2 separate regions of the Mus musculus genome follow, and region 1 is linked to region 2. A link is a loop called in an ENCODE intact Hi-C map of the cell type or tissue named here. Cell type or tissue: heart. All regions are shown on one strand.

The links. Peaks named below come from ENCODE experiments on the same cell type or tissue, not always from the same donor. Only the 100,000 strongest peaks of a DNase experiment are listed, where the experiment ranks them.
Region 1: it touches region 2 in a loop (2.2-fold over the local background); 2 of 42 quality-filtered maps call a loop at or near these places.

What each region holds. Positions count from the first base shown.
Region 1 is chr11:115,830,151-115,838,150 of GRCm38, forward strand. It overlaps Llgl2 (LLGL2 scribble cell polarity complex component), which reads left to right. Exons shown (of 26, transcript NM_145438.2): 2 at 4,647-4,752. The coding sequence starts at 4,678. Among named protein-coding and RNA genes, the nearest start is that of Llgl2, 10 kb to the left of the region's middle. In heart, a CTCF peak has its summit at 3,136; DNase peaks (open chromatin) are centred at 2,551 and 3,314; H3K4me3 peaks cover 3,785 bases; H3K27ac peaks cover 8,000 bases.
Region 2 is chr11:115,486,698-115,494,697 of GRCm38, forward strand. Armc7 (armadillo repeat containing 7) reads left to right here. Exons shown (of 3, transcript NM_177778.5): 3 at 2,016-3,769. The coding sequence ends at 2,377. It overlaps Nt5c (5',3'-nucleotidase, cytosolic), which reads right to left and starts at 5,117. Exons shown (of 5, transcript NM_015807.1): 1 at 4,910-5,117; 2 at 4,574-4,674; 3 at 4,441-4,501; 4 at 4,156-4,270; 5 at 3,728-4,047. The coding sequence starts at 5,089. The coding sequence ends at 3,902. It also overlaps the pseudogene Gm11694. In heart, a CTCF peak has its summit at 4,715 (motif pointing right); DNase peaks (open chromatin) are centred at 2,054, 3,944 and 5,154; H3K4me3 peaks cover 2,425 bases; H3K27ac peaks cover 2,213 bases.

The DNA.
Region 1 (8,000 bases), 340 kb after region 2:
TCCAAAGACTAATCCCACCACCAAGGTTGAGGCAGCCCTCCCCTGTCCATCACACTTGGGGGCCCTGTCTCTTCCCCTTTGGTCCTATGTACCGTGCAGATAAACCAGACGCCGATGCCATAACCTTTCCGAGGTGATTTCCAGTGTATTCTACCTGGCTTCCAAACCCTGTACACTGCTTTCTCACTAAATAGACTTCTGTTCACAGCCAGCTTTCTGTTGCAGGTCTGAGCCCCTTCACGGGGTGGGGGTGGGGGGGTCCTTGTCACTGGTCATTTAAGGCTGCTTCTTATTCTCCTGATAGCTAAGGCTAGAGAAGGAAGTGTTGGCCCACCCGTGTGGTTCTAAGGAACTTTCATTTTATACATCTTTAGGTGTATGTGCATGTTCATGCCTGTGAGTGGGTACACATGTGTGTGCACGTGTTTGTGGTAGGGCGGACAGGTCTCCTTCAGGTGTCATTCCTCAGGTACTGGCCACCTTGGGTTTTCTGAGACAGGATCTCTCACTGACCTGGAACTCACCTTGCACAGTGAGCCACAGGGGTCCGCCTCCCGGAACTCGCTGTGAGTAGTGAGCCACAGGGGTCCTCCTCTCTCAGCCTCTGCCCGGAGGTTACAGGCACACACCCCCACCCCAGCTCTTTGACCTGGGCTTTGAAGGTCAAGCTCGGGTCCTCATGCTTTTGCAAGATAACTTTTCTGGCTGAGCCAACCCCTAGCCTAAAATGTGATCACTTTACGACCAGGACGGGCTCAAGGGATGAGGAAGGCTTTTTTGAGTCCTGTCGCTAGAGGGTCAGAAAGATTCTTCAGACAGCAGTGGCAGCCAGAGGAGCCAGGAAAGGGCCAAACGAGAGGAGGGGCTGTGTGTGGTGAGACCCGACGGAGCGGCCTTCCCTGCGGCCCTGCCTCTGGCCGGCTGGCTTTTTCATCTTTCCGGTGTGTGTCTGTGCTGCGAGGTGCTATGCGAGTCACTCCATGATCTCAGCCTGGACTTGCCCCAGTGCTCCTGGAATGTGCTCCTTATCCTGGCCCACGGCACCATGCTCTTCCACCCGCCTGACCCTTAGCCCTGCCCTAAACCTTATGTGGCCGGTAATACCTGTCACCGAGGTCCTGAGTAGGGGATACGAGGAGAAAGTAGCAGGGAGGGGACAGTTGTAGACTGGGGCGAGGGAGCATTTGAGCGGTGGGGTTATGTGGCGGTATCCTAGGCAAAGTGTCCCGGGTAGAGTGCTGTGAACACATAGGGCCAAGAGGCTGACCAGTAACTCTCAGCGAGGCTTCCCCACCCCCACCCCACCCCCAGCGCCCTTGACCTCAGCATCTTGTATACTTTCTCCTTCCCCACTCTACTCTCCCTCCTGCCAGAGGGCATCTCTCATGGCCTGTCTGCCTCAGGAGTCGGCACACTGGGGGGCTGTAGGTTTGCCCCCTTAGTCTTTTAACCTCCCCATTTCCCAGGCATAGGCTAGGCAGGATCATCCCCTATCAGACTTCACAGCCCTAGCCTGACTTCCAGGCTCCTCTGAGAGCTTGCTTATCTGGGGTAGAAGGCCTGGGGTGGGGGAGGGGGCTTTCTGAACTGAGCCAGGCCCGCACCTGTCCTCCTCCTCCTCTAAGAAGGGGTGGGGTATTTTCATGCCTTGCCTTGGGGCAGTTACACTGGCCCCAAGCCTGTTCTACCTCCACCTTGGTCCCAGCTCCTAGGTCGCTCTTCTGTCTCCCTGGCCAATGGGGTCCCCAGCAGTAGGTCCCCCACAAGGTCACTGAGCCCTGCAGGTTAGTTCTTAAGAACACTCTGAAAGCAGTGACCAGGCACCTGGTCCCAAACTGCTTGGTTAGCTTTGAGCTCCATGGCCTGTGGGAGTATGTGCGCGTGGCCCTACCTTTTGACTGCAGCCATATAATTAGCTCTCCTGTAATAGCCATTCCTCATGGACGCCTTTATAAGCCCCTCAATTCTGGAGTTAGTCATACATGGGGGTCAGCTCTGAGTTCTGCCGCTTCCTATGCAGTGGTGACCGTGGGTAAGTTGCTTAGTCTGTGGCCTGGTTTCCTCTGTCAGGTAGGTGTGTTCTGCCTGGCCTCTCAGGTGGCCTCCGCCTGAGCTGATGTGTAGTGTTTACCCTGAGCACACAAACAACAGAGGTGGTCAGAACCTGGTCCCCACATTTTCCTGAGGTTCTCTGGAGGACGATTCACCCTCAGTGATTTGATGTTTCTACAGTGAGCCTAGACAACTTGAACCAAAACATTTAAAACGTATCAACAGGTACATTCAGGGGGTCTGGAACAGTGCTGGTCACAGCAAGTGCTCCGACGGCCACTTGGGTAGGTAGCCTGCACCGAGTGTTCTGCCCTCCTGACCAAGTGGGGCATGTCCCCTCTTTCCTGCCACTCACCACTTTGCCGTGTCACTTTGAGCTCCTGTGGGGTCCTTAGTACAGATGGTCCTGGTCCCTTCTTGTCCCTTCCCTAGAGTCCGCTGGTCTCTTTCCTTTCCCAGGGAGTCATTCCCAGCTTCCTGTGCCTTCTGACCTAGTGACCTCGGCTGGGGAGGGGAGCGCCTGCACCCCAGGAGCCGTAGCTGCTGATTTACGAGCTTGCACCACCCTCCCCCACGGCTGGAATGTTCAGCTAGCCAGCTCAGCTGTCTTCAGAGGCAGAGATGGCCGAAGTCTGGGGCCTGTTTTCACTCCAGTCCCAGGAGCCCCCAGTACTTGATGCCCCATGCTTGTTCTCTGGCTTGTTATGGGACCTCAGGTGGGTACCCAGACTTTCCCACCAATCCCCACGCCCCACCCCACCCATCCCCACGAGTGGGAGGCTCTGCAGTGGTCTTGCTTCCCTAAAAATGTGAAATCCCTAGTCTCTCTCCCCTCCCCCACTGCAAATCATGACCTTTTGATTGTCCCCAAAGGGTGACAGTTCCCCAGGGACTGGTCCCTGGTGTTTGGTTTGGAAGTGGCTTGTCCTGCTGATCTTTGCATTTGCAGGGGATGTGGCTCTATCCGCAGCCAGCAACTGGGGAGCCCCAGTCTTAAATCCAGAGTCTTTTCATAAGCAAAGTCTTGGCCCTTTAATTGATTGATTACAGAGCTGAGGATGAAGGGCCTTGTACACTGCCACCAAGTGCTCTGCCTCTGAACTGTACCCACCCCTGCCCCCAACCTTCAGGCTATCTTTCCAGCCTCGGTTTAGATAAGAAGCACCCCCCCTTCCCCAGTGGAGGCTGGGTGTCCCGTCCCTGCTCCAGCTTAAGTACTTAGCACACTTTGTCGGCCTGTCTACCTGACCCTACATGCAGCGTTCAGCGAGCTGGCGGCTATGTTTGCTTTCTCTTTCCGTCTAGAGTGGAATGAAGGAAGCCATTTCTGTAATGGCCTGAGTGAGCCCCTGTGTTCCTAGGAACATGCCCAGTGCCAAAGATGGTCAGCAGGAGACTGCTACTGGGCGCTGAAAGTCAAACCACCCACTCACAGCCCCTCCCCCAAGGAGAGTACAGAAATAGTTTCCCCCCTTGGGCTGGGAATGCTTTCTATGGTCGATGAGTGGCTTGGGGGTCTTGAGCTGTTTTCTTTATTCGGTACAGATAGAATGTCTTCTCTTGATTTGGGCTCCGCTGTGGCCCTTAAGAAAGGCCTCCTTAGGGAGTGGCAGGAAATAGGGTCTCACTTTGTACCCTTCATGGCTTTAAACCCTTGATGCTCTGTTTCCCCAGTGACCTAGGTTACACGTGTGCCACCATGCACATCTGAAAAGGAACATTTCTAGATGCCCAGTCAGAGCTCAGGGAGCTAGCTGGGAATTAGCAGCAAGGCAGATCTAGGATTAACCTAGAGAGCCCACAGCCTCATAGGACCAGACCTGGTCCCCAGCACCACGGGGCTTGGCTATGTGAGTCTTTGATGGGCTCCTTGCCCATCTTACCCCGACCTGGGTATTCCTGCTAAAACTGCCCCAGGTCCTTCCCCTGCATGTCCAGTTGAGGCACCGATCAAGAAATTCCACAGGACAGCCCCGCTTCTGCCAACCCACTGCACGGAGGGAGGCTGTGAAGTTTCTCTTTCTGGATTTTTATGTTTTTTTTTTTCTTTCAGAAAACAGGTTAACAATTAAGCTAATTAACCACAGGGCCTGCTGGCTCTCTTTGTTCCTATAAAGCTGGGGTAAATGGCTTCCTCCCCCAGTTTCTCCTGTTCCCATTATGGTAACTGGTGGCATTAGAGCATCAACCACGGGGAGAGACAGGCCCAGACCTCCAGGAACCAAGGCCTCACTGTCTCCCTGTCCTGGGCCCTTGCAGTGGAAGGAGCTCAGGAAAGTGAGGGTGAAGCTGGGCTTAAGAAGAGAGGCTGGTGGGGAGGTTCCCGGCCTGGCAGGGGAGGTTCTGGGCCTGGGCCTCAGCAGCTGGGGCCTGGGTGATCCTGGGTCTTAGGAGGGCCTGGGCCTGGGTGATACTGGCTCTGGGAAGCTGTGAACCTGGGTGACCCTGGGCTTGGACAGCTGTAGGCCTGGGTGATCCTGGGCCTTGGACACCTGTGTCCAGGATGATTCTGGCCCCAGGAAGCTGTGGGTCTGGGTGAGGCTGGGCCTGGACAACTGTGGGCATGGGCTCAAGGGCACTTTTGGTTTCTGCAGGTCTGTTGTGGGGGCCACAAACTAAAGCAAGATGAGGCGGTTCCTGAGAACTGGACATGACCCTGCCCGGGAGAGGCTGAAGCGGGATCTGTTCCAGTTTAACAAGGTAAGGATGCGGTGAGGGAGGGCAGGGGAAACCCTGGCCTGGGCTCCTCCCCAGGGGCTGGGGCTGGGGAGTGACACTGCCTGAAAAGCCCCCTGGGAATCTTAACTGGGAAACAGAGTGGCATCCCCTAGGAAGAGGTATATTGTTATTGTTTATTTCTGAGACGGGGATCTCACCATGTAGCCCTGACTGGCCTGGAACTCACAGAGATCCACCTGCCTCTGTCTCTTGAGTGTTAGGATCAAAAGGTCTGTGTCACCTTGCTGTCTAGGAACGACATTGGGCCTGGGAGTTAGAATTCCTTGTCCCAGGTCTCTCCCTGGCTAGAAATGACTGAGAGTTAACTCCACCAAGCCCCTATCTTTCTACCTATGACAGGTACAAAACTTTCAGCCCTGCCTGCTTTGTCACGGGGCTGCCAAGGAGGCTAAGGGACAGAAAAGATGAAAGCACGTTGAGTCCCGAGGTATAATAACATCCTTATGATGTTGCAGCCCTGTGGCCTCAAGGACCATTCCCCTGATACTGTCCCCAAGGAAAAAGCTTTCTCTGCAGGCTCCAGCCTGGGAGGAGGGGGGGGGGGAAGAGCACCTGAGGGAGTGGGGCAGAGTGTGGCATCTGAAGCCCCAGGAGCTTTGCTGGCCTCCCCAAGGAAGCTGGGCCTCGGAAGGCTAAAGAGTGTGACAGGGTGTGACAGAGCTCATTAGCTTCCCCCTCCTGCCACCCAGCAATCTGGAGCCGCTTGGGGATAATTAGCCTTCTCGTCTGCTTTGATCTATGTCCGAAGTAGATTGTAGGTCCGAGACAGCAGCAGGATCCTTTCTCCTGGGGTCTGCATCTCCAGGGCATGTCCGTAGGTGCAATTCTGACATTTTTGGTACTGAGGATTGAGCCCAAACCATCTCAGTAACCAAGCCATCCACCCCTGAGCTTCGGCTTCCAGTCAGGAACTATGCCTTTTATTTGGGGCTTTGGTTTGGGCTTCCCCTCACCCTGAAACGGCCTGGTGAATGAAGGACCCTCCTTTCTGGGTTCTGTTCTACTTTTCCATTTGAGAAGTATCGGCGTTGGCTTACCCAGATCCAAAGACATCTTTTCTGCTTATGAACGAACCAGGAGAGTGTTGGCCCGTCACCTATGCGGAGGGCTTGTATACAGATTGTCTCCTGCAACAGGACAGCTTGTGGTTAGCATGGTGCCTCGGGAAACTTAGGTGCTGGGTTTTGTGTGCTGGTTGGCACCTCCTAGAGCCGGGTCCAGAAGTTTGATGTAAGGTGCCCAGCTCACCTGTGGGGGTGTCACCTTGGAGTTTGTCATGACACCTGCCCCTGGAAGCAAGCTTCCTTAAGTTAGTGCTTCTCCCTGACTGGATTTTTAAGCCACAGATGATCATCTGGTGCAGGTGTTAGGAACAGGGTGACACCCGGGGCTTACCACCCTCATTCCTAAGGGAATCGGTCACGTGTGCTGGGTGGAACCTACAGCCAGTACCTGTCACCTGTCCTGAGTGACCCCCAGGTGCCACTACTGTCCTTGGTGATGCTAGGATCTCTCACTCGAAAAAGGAAGCCAATTCCAGCAGAAACCAGATGGACTGGCTCAGCAAAGGGATAAACCTTGGTTCCTGTGTGCTGTGGGTGAGGCTAGGGTGGAACTGGGGTAAAGGAATCTTACCCCTACCTTTAGTATGCTCCACTTGTGGTCCCCAAATAACATGTGACCCCTGGATCCCTAGGCATCACAGGGTGTGGAGGTGGGCTAGAATTCTTCCCTCCTTGACCTGGTTCTCCTACTCCACCTTAACCCCTGATCCGTACAGTCCAAGGCCTGGCTCTGTAAGACGTGAATTGGTAAGGCCTTTGCCCTTCAGACTTAGGGAGGGGAAGAGCTGAGGGCCTCACATTCTTTGTCTAGGGGGTAAATGGGAGGGAGGAGCTGCTTGCACCAATTGAGACGTCAAGGTTCTGAGGGTTTGCTGGTGCCGGCAGGGTGTGCTTTGAGGGTAAAGTCAGATTCCGGAGTACTTGAGACCCTGAAGAGTCTTATCCATGGCAGCCACTCGCCCCATGGTCCAGGGGAATGCTGTATCCCCGAGGGGCTTTGATCAAGGCAGCAGGTGTCCCATTGACCTTTAGAAAAGGTAACCCGGGTTTCCTTCTGTACATCATAGAATGCCTGAGCAGGGTTTCTCACCCTCCTCACTGGCGATGTCTGGGGCCTGTTGTGCTGAGAGAATTGTCCTGGGCGCTGTAGTTAGCAGCACCCTAGTTTGGCCAGATGCCAGTCCCCTGCCTCTGCCCAGATGATATCACACAAAATGTCTCCAGCCATTGTCAGTTGACACCCGGGGCTTCTAGTTGCTCTCCTCTGAGAATGTCTAGAATGGGAGGGTGCAGTGTGAGTGTGTGTGGAGGGGGGGGTGGATAAAGCAGGAAAGTGAGCATTCAGGAGGACTGTGGGGTCTCAGCCAGGAGCAGTAAAAATTTATTTAGAGGAGTGTTGCACCTGGACTTTTTTGAAGACAAGGTCTCATTATGTAGCCTTGGCTAGCCTGGAGTTTGCTATGTAGACCAGGCTAGCCTTCAATTCAGAGATCTACTTGCCTCCACCTAACGCCAACCCTCTCAAATACTAAGATTAAAGGCTCACGGTATACCCCACTGTGCCCGGTCACTCTGACCATTTTGATGAGAACAGGATCATGGTGAAGCATCTAGTCCAATGACGAGTATTGACCTAGCACCTGATAGCCCCATTCACTCACTGTGAGGCCTTGGCACAGCTCTAGAATGGAGATGATCTTAGATTTCGATTTAGGTTGAGGGAGACGTAAACAGAGCCAGCGTGACGTGAAGGGCTGTACACGTGTGTCCACCGAGTGCTTGGCTAAACGCCACAGAATCAAAGGTGCATGGGCTGTTGTCAGACTCCACACAGGAATTCCTCATGTGCAGGTTAGGGTCCGCGCCTGCACAGTGGCTACTCACGGTGTGGTCACATCTGGGAGTGCCACCCTGAAGGTCAGGCTGTCAGGCAGCGTGTCGTGGGCAATGCGTGCAACAACAGAACAGTGGCATCGCCCGCCACACGACAGATGCCCAAACAGCTTACAGATCCCAGCTTCTAAACCAGTTCTAGGCCTTTCCACAGAGCCAGCAAGATGCCTCACACAAAACGGGGACGCTGCCCTAGCTAGGGCCATGAGGGTTACCTGTCCTTGGCCAGGAGTTGTGACCATGACCAGAAAA
Region 2 (8,000 bases):
GGCCTTGCCTGGTTACAGAAGTCCAGTCTCTGTGTCTGGGAGACTTTGCTAGGGTTTCTCACCTAGGTCCCTTGGACTTCGATTGCACTACATGTCTACTCTGGAAATGCCCTCCTCCAGTTTCGGTCCTTTCTCCCAGTATTTTCTCTCCTTCCGCCTCCACTAAATCTGGTTATAGGGAAGCATGGTGGCGCAGGCATTTGGGAGGCAGAGGCAGATGAATCTCTCTGAGCTCAAGGCCAACCTGGTCTACATAGCAAGTTCCAGACCAGCTAGAGCTACACTGTGAGACACTGCCACATACACCCACACACACAAAAGTTAATTCTTTCTATGTGTGTGTTCTTGAGTACGGAGGCCAGGGGCGAATGCTGAGGGTGATCTTCTGTGGCTCTGCACTGGGGGTTGGTTGGGTTTTTTCGTTTTGTTTTGTTTTGTTTTTGTTTTTTTGAGACAGGGTTTCTCTCTGTAACCCTGGCTGTCCTGGCTGTCCTGGAACTCACTTTGTAGACCAGGCTGGCCTCGAACTCAGAAATCCGCCTGCCTCTGCCTCCCAAGTGCTGGAATTAAAGGCGTGCGCCACCACGGCCCGGCTGTGGGTTTTGAAGACAGGGTCTCTCATTGAATTTGGAGCTCACCAATCACACACACACACACACACACACACACACACACACACACACACACACACATACACATATACATTCCTGTCTCTACCCCCACAGTGAAGATGTTACAGACCCACATAATTATGTCTGGCTTATTTATATTGGTGCTAGGATCAAACTTAGCCGAGTACTTTTAACAATTGAGCCATTTCCCAAACTCTAAAATTTATATTTTTGTTTTGTTTATCTTTAGGATTTCTAAAATTTTTATTTAATGTATGTGTGTATGTGGCGTAGGAGGAGGGGTGGGTAGGTTCATGTGGACACAGGTGCTGATGAAGGCCAAAGAGGGACGTCATATCCTATGAAGCTGTAGTTACAGGCAGAAGAGCAGGATGTGCCGAGCCGTCTCTCCAGTCCTTGTGGGGTTTGTCTGTTTGTTTCTATTCATATATGAGGCCTATCTGTGTGTGAGTGCTGTGTGTACACCATATATCTGTGTGTGAATGCTGCGTGTTCACCATGGGGTCCTACGGAGGCCAGGTTTTTAGATTCCCTGGAGCTGGAGTTACCAGTGGTTCAGAGCTGCCTGGTGTGGGTCCTGGGAACAGAACTTGTGTCCTCAAGGAGAGCAGGAAGTATTCTTAGACACTGAGCCATCTCTCTACCCCGCTTGTTTTGTCTTTGAGACAGGGATGTAGCCATGCCTAGCGGTGAAAGCAGACTTTTATATTGGTGTTTTAGGGCAAGCCTATATATAACCCAGCACTCAGGAGGCCAGGGTGGGACACTATTCCAGGCAAACCTAGGCTTCAGAGCAAGTCTTTCTCAAAGCTAGCCCCCAAAACTCTCCTGAAGACACTACCTTTCATTTTAATAGTGTGTGTGTGTGTGTGTGTGTGTACGAGTGCACGTGAATACAGATGTCCACAGAGGCCAGAAGGGGTTTAATACCCCCTGAAGCTGGAATTCATGCTATCCACTGGGGGTCCTGGGGATCAAACTCAGGTCCTCTGCCAGGGCCATACACTGTCTTAGCTGTTGAGCCACTTATCTAGCCTGGAGACATTATTTTTAAGCTCTACATGGTATTTTTTATCCAATGAGCTTGCTGTAATTTACTTAGACTTAGCATGTCGTGAGGTTTCTGGTTTCTTTTTCTTTCTCACTATCCTTTTGGGGGAGGGCTGATGCTGGGGACAGAAGTCAGGGTGACTCCCAGGGTGGACTCCTGAAGCCTTGGCAGAGGACTGGGTCTTGGTGACCTTGCAGTCCCTGTCCACAGGCAGACTTCTCCCCAGGCCCAAGTGCTTCCTCAGGACTCACTAGCCAGAGAGAGGCTGGGAGGCGAGACAGAGGAAAACCAGAACCCAGGCACCCGGCTCATCCACCTTTGCCTCTCTCCAGGGGGGCTCTGCAACCTGTGCGCGGACAAGGCCAACAAGGAGCACGTCCTGCAGGCGGGGGGCCTCCCGCTCATCATCGGCTGCCTGTCCAGTCCTGACGAGGAGACGGTGCTGTCTGCTGTCACCACTCTCATGTACCTGAGCTCGCCAGGCTCCCGCTCCCATCCCGAGCTGACCTCCCTGCCCGTGGTCCAGTGCATGCTGCGCTTCTCCATCTCTGCCAGCACACGGCTCCGGAACCTGGCCCAGATATTCCTAGAGGACTTCTGCTCGCCGAGCCAGGTGGCTGAGGCCCACAGCCAGCAGGCCCATTCTGCCCTGGGGATCCCACTGCCAAAGACTGAGGCCCCACAGCAGCCCTGACCCAAGGACACTTAAAGATCCTGCCACAGGTATAGGAAGCAGAAGGCTAATAGCATCCTGAGCCCATCCTGCGCAAAGTGGTGCTTGTTCAGCTGCATGCAAGCTGCAGTCTTGGCATGACAGGCGTTTGCATCCAGGGAAAACAGGAGGAGGGACGAAGCCAGACTTGAGATGCTTAGAGGAGAACCAAAGCTGGTATGGCTTTCATGGACTGGCAATCAATAAACTACAGACAGACCACCACCTCTGCTGCCCCCAGTGCCCAGCTAATGCCCTCGTGTAAGAAGCTGTGCCCCTGGGAGAGTGGCCAGTACCATGAGTGTCCAGAGTAATTTTGATGGCTAGAGATCAATCAGCCTTATTGTCTGGGGAAATGCCGTGGGTTGACTCCTCCCGTGTTGAGGCTGAGTATCTGGGCATGGTAGCATTGACTTGGAGAGCTCTGCAGAACAGAAACAACTATCCACACAGCCCTGCTCTCTGCGAGGCGCCCTAAGAGGAATGCAGAGGTGAAGTGTCTTCCCTTGGGTGTCACAGCTTAATGAGTGTTAACTAAATGGCCATTGGGCATGAAGAACAAGGCCCTACAGGTGTGAGAGCAGAATGAAGGAGAACTGAGGGCACCCGGGCATGCCTTGTCTCTCTGGAGAGGCCCTACATAGGATCCTTGGGTTAGACAGCAAGACAGTGACTTCTGTTTTACCAGGCTGTGGACCACTCATGTGCCAGCTGCCAAGTGTGGCATCCCTGTCTTTTCAAAAGAGTTGCTCTGGCCCCCTTTGCCTATGGGTCAGATCTTCTGACACTTGGGTGGGAGCCCTGAACATGAACCTTTCATGGGCTATCCCAGTCTGCTTCCTGCCATTCTCTCAGGAGCCACAAGCCTCCAGTAGGTACTGTCAACCCCTCAGGACTCAGATGCAGACCTTCCATAAAGACACCTAGAAACTAATGTCAGGGGACCATGGCGGCCCAACCTCTAATCTAATCCCTTGAGAGACAGGAGCGGGATAGCGATGAGTCTGGTCCACCTAGTGAGTTCCTGACCACAAAGGTCCGATAGAGTCTAACGAGCTCCTGTAACTGGTTACCCCGCCCTCCTCTGCCACTGAGAAGAAAAAATGGAATTAGGGGATAAGCGAAGAGCAGTCCTGACAGGAAGTGGAGTTTAGGGAAAATGGGGGCCCTGATCACTCAGCATTGTCCCCCCTCAGATGGACAACGAAAGCTGAGGAAGGAGATCTACAAGGGCTGGAGAGGGGCTGTCGTACAGCCACTGGATGAAGGAAGGCTCCCGCTCCCATCCTGAGCTGAAAAGGAAAAGGAGCATCAAAGATCCAAAGCCTCGCGTTTGGTTTTTATTTTTATTAAAAACCTCCTGATTTTCTCCACTGTATTTGTGTGCTAGTCTCCTTCTTTCCCGTGTAGGCCTCCTGGGAGGAGCCGGAAAGCAGTCTGTTCAAGTGGCTCCCTGATTAAAGAAAGTCACCTGTCCAGGCAGGGTCCTGTCCACCTCAGGGTCCTTCACAGGCTGGCTCGCTTGCTCTCAATGATCCCCCTCCAGTTGTCACTCCAGGAAAGCAGCCGTCTCCTGGTGGGGGGCAGGGCCAGGTGCTGATTGTGGCAGCAGGTGAACAAGATGTGCTCCCAGCTTGGGGTCTCCTCTAGGCCTGGGCAGTAAAGACAGCGTGCGCTCTGTAATTGGGTCATTTTTACTCCTCCTTAATCCCAGCAGGCCAGATGCCTGGGGGTTGTCAAGGTTAACTGGCTGGCCCAACCTTGAATGTTGTCTTTGTCATCAATGAGCAGGTCTCCCATGACCACCGTCTTGTCCCTAGTCAAGATAATCCGCTCCACAAACTCTGGCCCCAGGTTCTGCTCCACCCAGCGGTACTGTATAGGCGGGAGGGGTGGGGAGAGGTCAGTGGAACTTGCTAGGCTCAGAATGCAAGATAAGTAAGGCATGGGGGCTTAAGTGGGACTAGCCCTCAAACACGCGGGACCCCTTTCACCCAGCCCCCATTTTCTGGTTTATTTTTTTAAATCAGCGCAGGCGCCGGCACCTTCTCGCCCACACAGTGGTCGTACTTCAGCAGTGGGGTGGTGCAGATGAAGACCTCGGTGCTGCGGAGAAGGGGTGCAGTTAGGCCTGGGGCACTGGCCGTCTTCCCGCCGCCCCCTCCTCACCCTCCTTACTCTTTCATGTCGTTCATCTCTCGCAAAGCGTCCAAGGCCCCAGGGATGGGCTCCAAGTTTAGGAAAAAGCCTGGAGATTCATACACACTGGCCACTTTTTCCTGAAAGAGAGAGATCTTGGTCCCGCTCCTGCTTTCCAGTAGGGGGAGCCCCAAAGAGGACACACACACACACAAAGATTCTGCAGGAGACCTCGGTTCTAGTGTGTGTGTGTGTGTGTGTGTGTGTGTGTGTGTACCCTTTCAAGCTTTCTGGTTCGGGGGTGAACTGTGGATTCGCACAGCTTGGCTGCCTAGAAGAGAACTCAGCCTAGAGGTTCCCCATCGGGTCTCCTACCGCCAGGTCCGGCCTCAGAGCTCCGTACTGCTCGTTGGCGAGGAAGCCCCGGCGCTGTTCCAGCGGCACGTGCGGTTCCTCGGGAAAGCGGCGGCGAAAACCCTGCAGGAGGCCGGACTCGAAATCAGCTAGCACGCCGTCCATGTCCACCAGCACGCGCACGGGCCGCTTCACCGCCATTGCCACGCCCGGTGTCTCCGCAGAGCACAGCGGCAAGCACGGAAGATGCCAGACCCGGAAACAAGCTTCCGGGACCGGGGTAGGGGCGGGCCGGACTTTGTTCATTTGCACAGAGTGGCCAACCAGGTGCCCAGGATGGCATTGCGTCCCTTACGGGGCTGCCGCTCATGTGCAGCATCAGAATCCCTCTCCCATAACCTCTAAGATCCGAAATACTTTCTTGGCAATGGGGAACCTGCTTCGCATGCTGAATGCATCCTTTGCCTCTCCCATGTTTGTCCAGGCTGGAAGCTGACAGGATCGTGAGTCTCCCAGTTCAAGGGATGAGAAGGACCCCTTAAAGACAACCGTGGGCATGAGCTGGGCATGAGCTGGGCTCTCAAGAGACCGGACTCATAAGCCAGACTTGGTTTGAAACAGTAACATTGTTTTCAATCTGCGTCCACTACTTTTTCCTGTGGACCCGAGGTCTCCGGTAGAATCGAAAACTTGTATGTCCCTCTAGAAAATGTTAAGCGTTCACACACAGAGACACAACTTATTCTTGTAGATTTCAGAGTCAATGGCGACATCACATCAATTTTCCAACCTATAAATGCAGATTTGAGTAATGACTCCCCCCCCACCCCCGACTCAGGGTTTCTCCACATAGCCCTGGCTGTCCTGAAACTCTGTGAACCAGACTGGCTTCAAACTCCCCGAGGTTTGCCTGCTTCTGCCTTCCATGTGCTGGGTTTAAAGGTGGGCACTGCTACACCCCGATAAGACATGACTTCTAACCCATGGCAGAAGTTTGTCAGCATGGAGCCCGACATCTCACTTGAAGAAAAGCCAGTTTAAAACAACAAAGGAGCAGAGTGTAGTGGCGCACATTTTTAATCCTCACACCCAGGAGGCAGACCTCTGAGTTCCAAGACAGCCAGAGCTACTTAGTGAAGACCTTATCTTAAACAAATTTGGGCTGCAGAGATGGCTCAGCATCGGTTAAGAGTACAGACTGCTCTTCCCCGGGTTCTGAGTTCAAATCCCAGCAACCACATGGTGGCTCACAACCATCTGTAATGGGATCTGATGCCTTCTTCGGGTGTGTCTAAAGACAGCTACAGTGTACTCATATAAATGAAATTAAAAATAAAAAAAGCTCTTCTCCTTTCCTCTGCCATCCTGCGCATTACGCCTGATTCGGTTCTCCTTTCCTCTGCCATCCTGCGCATTACGCCTGATTCGGCTTCTTGCCATGTCTTCTCACAAGACTTTCCGAATCAAGCGATTCCTGGCCAAGAAACAAAAGCAAAATCGCCCCATTCCTCAGTGGATCCGGATGAAAACTGGTAACAACGTCAGGTTCAACTCTTCTCTTAGAAGACACTGGAGGAGAACAAAGCTGGGTCTGTAAGGATTCACACAATGGCAAGACTGAGGGTTTATACTGAGTTGTGGTCAGCAATCAGTCCTACCAGACAGATTTCAACATTTTTAACCTGGAGACTTGCTCATGTCTTAAATTAGGGTGTTTGTCTAGTAATAAAATATAGAACCTTTTAAAAAAATAAAATAAACAATTTTTTTCTTTTCTTCCTTTATTCTTTTTATTTTTATTTATTTTTTGTTTTTTTCCTTATAAACATTTTTTTTAAAAACACAAAAAAGCAAACAAAACTGGTAAAACAAACCAACAACAACATATCCCGGTGAATTCTTACTTAGGGACTGAATTTTCACTAAGCCAAACCAATTTTCACATAAACTGAGTTAAAGTTCATCTGCTGTTTTTTCTCTCCTGCCCTTTCAGTAACTTTTAAAATATTCTGAGAATCCCATACATACATATTGTATCCCATACATATTGTATCTTTACCCTATTTAACTCAGGCTTCTCCCAACATCTCCTGGACACACACCCCTTACTTTTTTTGCAACAGGGTTTTTTTTGTTGTTGTTGTTTTTGTTTTTGTTTTTGTTTTTTTGAGACAGGGTTTCTCTGTATAGCCCTGGCTGTCCTGGAGCTCACTTTGTAGACCAGGCTGGCCTCGAACTCAGAAATCCACCTGCCTCTGCCTCCCGAGTGCTGGAATTAAAGGCGTGCGCCACCACGCCCGGCTGCAACAGGGTTTTATGCATCCAAGTTTGCCTCAAATTCACTCCCTACCTGGGCTTGCCACTAATTCCAGATACCTCTGCCTCCACCTCTGCCCCCTCACGTGAATATCTGTGCGCCACTTGCAAGCATTCAGAGGCCATCAAGCTTCAAGGCCGTGGAGCGAGAGTTAGAACCAGCTGTGAGCTGCTAAGAGGGTGCTGAGAACTGAACCTGGGTCTTCTGCAAGACAGTGAATGCTCTTGTCTTGAGACAGGGTTTCTCTGCATAGCCCTGGCTGTCCTGGAGCTCTCTTTGTAGATCAGGCTGGCCTCAAACTCACAAGAGATCCACCTGCCTTTGCTTCCTGAATGTTGGGATTAAATGTGTGCTACCGCTGCCTGGCCCAGCAAATGTTCTTTAGCACTAAGCAACCCTCCAAGCAAGCATACGAACCCCATTTATAAAATGGTTTGAAGATCTGACTTTACAGAATCTTTTCTATCTTGGGGTGTTAAACCCCCTCCTACAAATGTTTCCAGACAGTCCCCTAAAATCTGCTCCAATAATGGAGTCTGGCTGAACCTCCACTCCCTCAAAACACCTGCCACCAGGTGCTTATCTCTATAATAAAAGTTAAGGCCAACTGTCAAGTTAGAACACCAGCCAGGTAACTCCCTTCCCAGGAGCCCCACCCTTGCTCGGAGGCTCAGAAGGATGGGTACAGGTTTACTCCCTGAGATTCATAGTGGAAAATCAGGCCTTTAAAAGCCATGGCCCACCCATTCAGCAAGCTAGCCTGTTGCAGTACACAGAAATGATTGTAGGCTACAG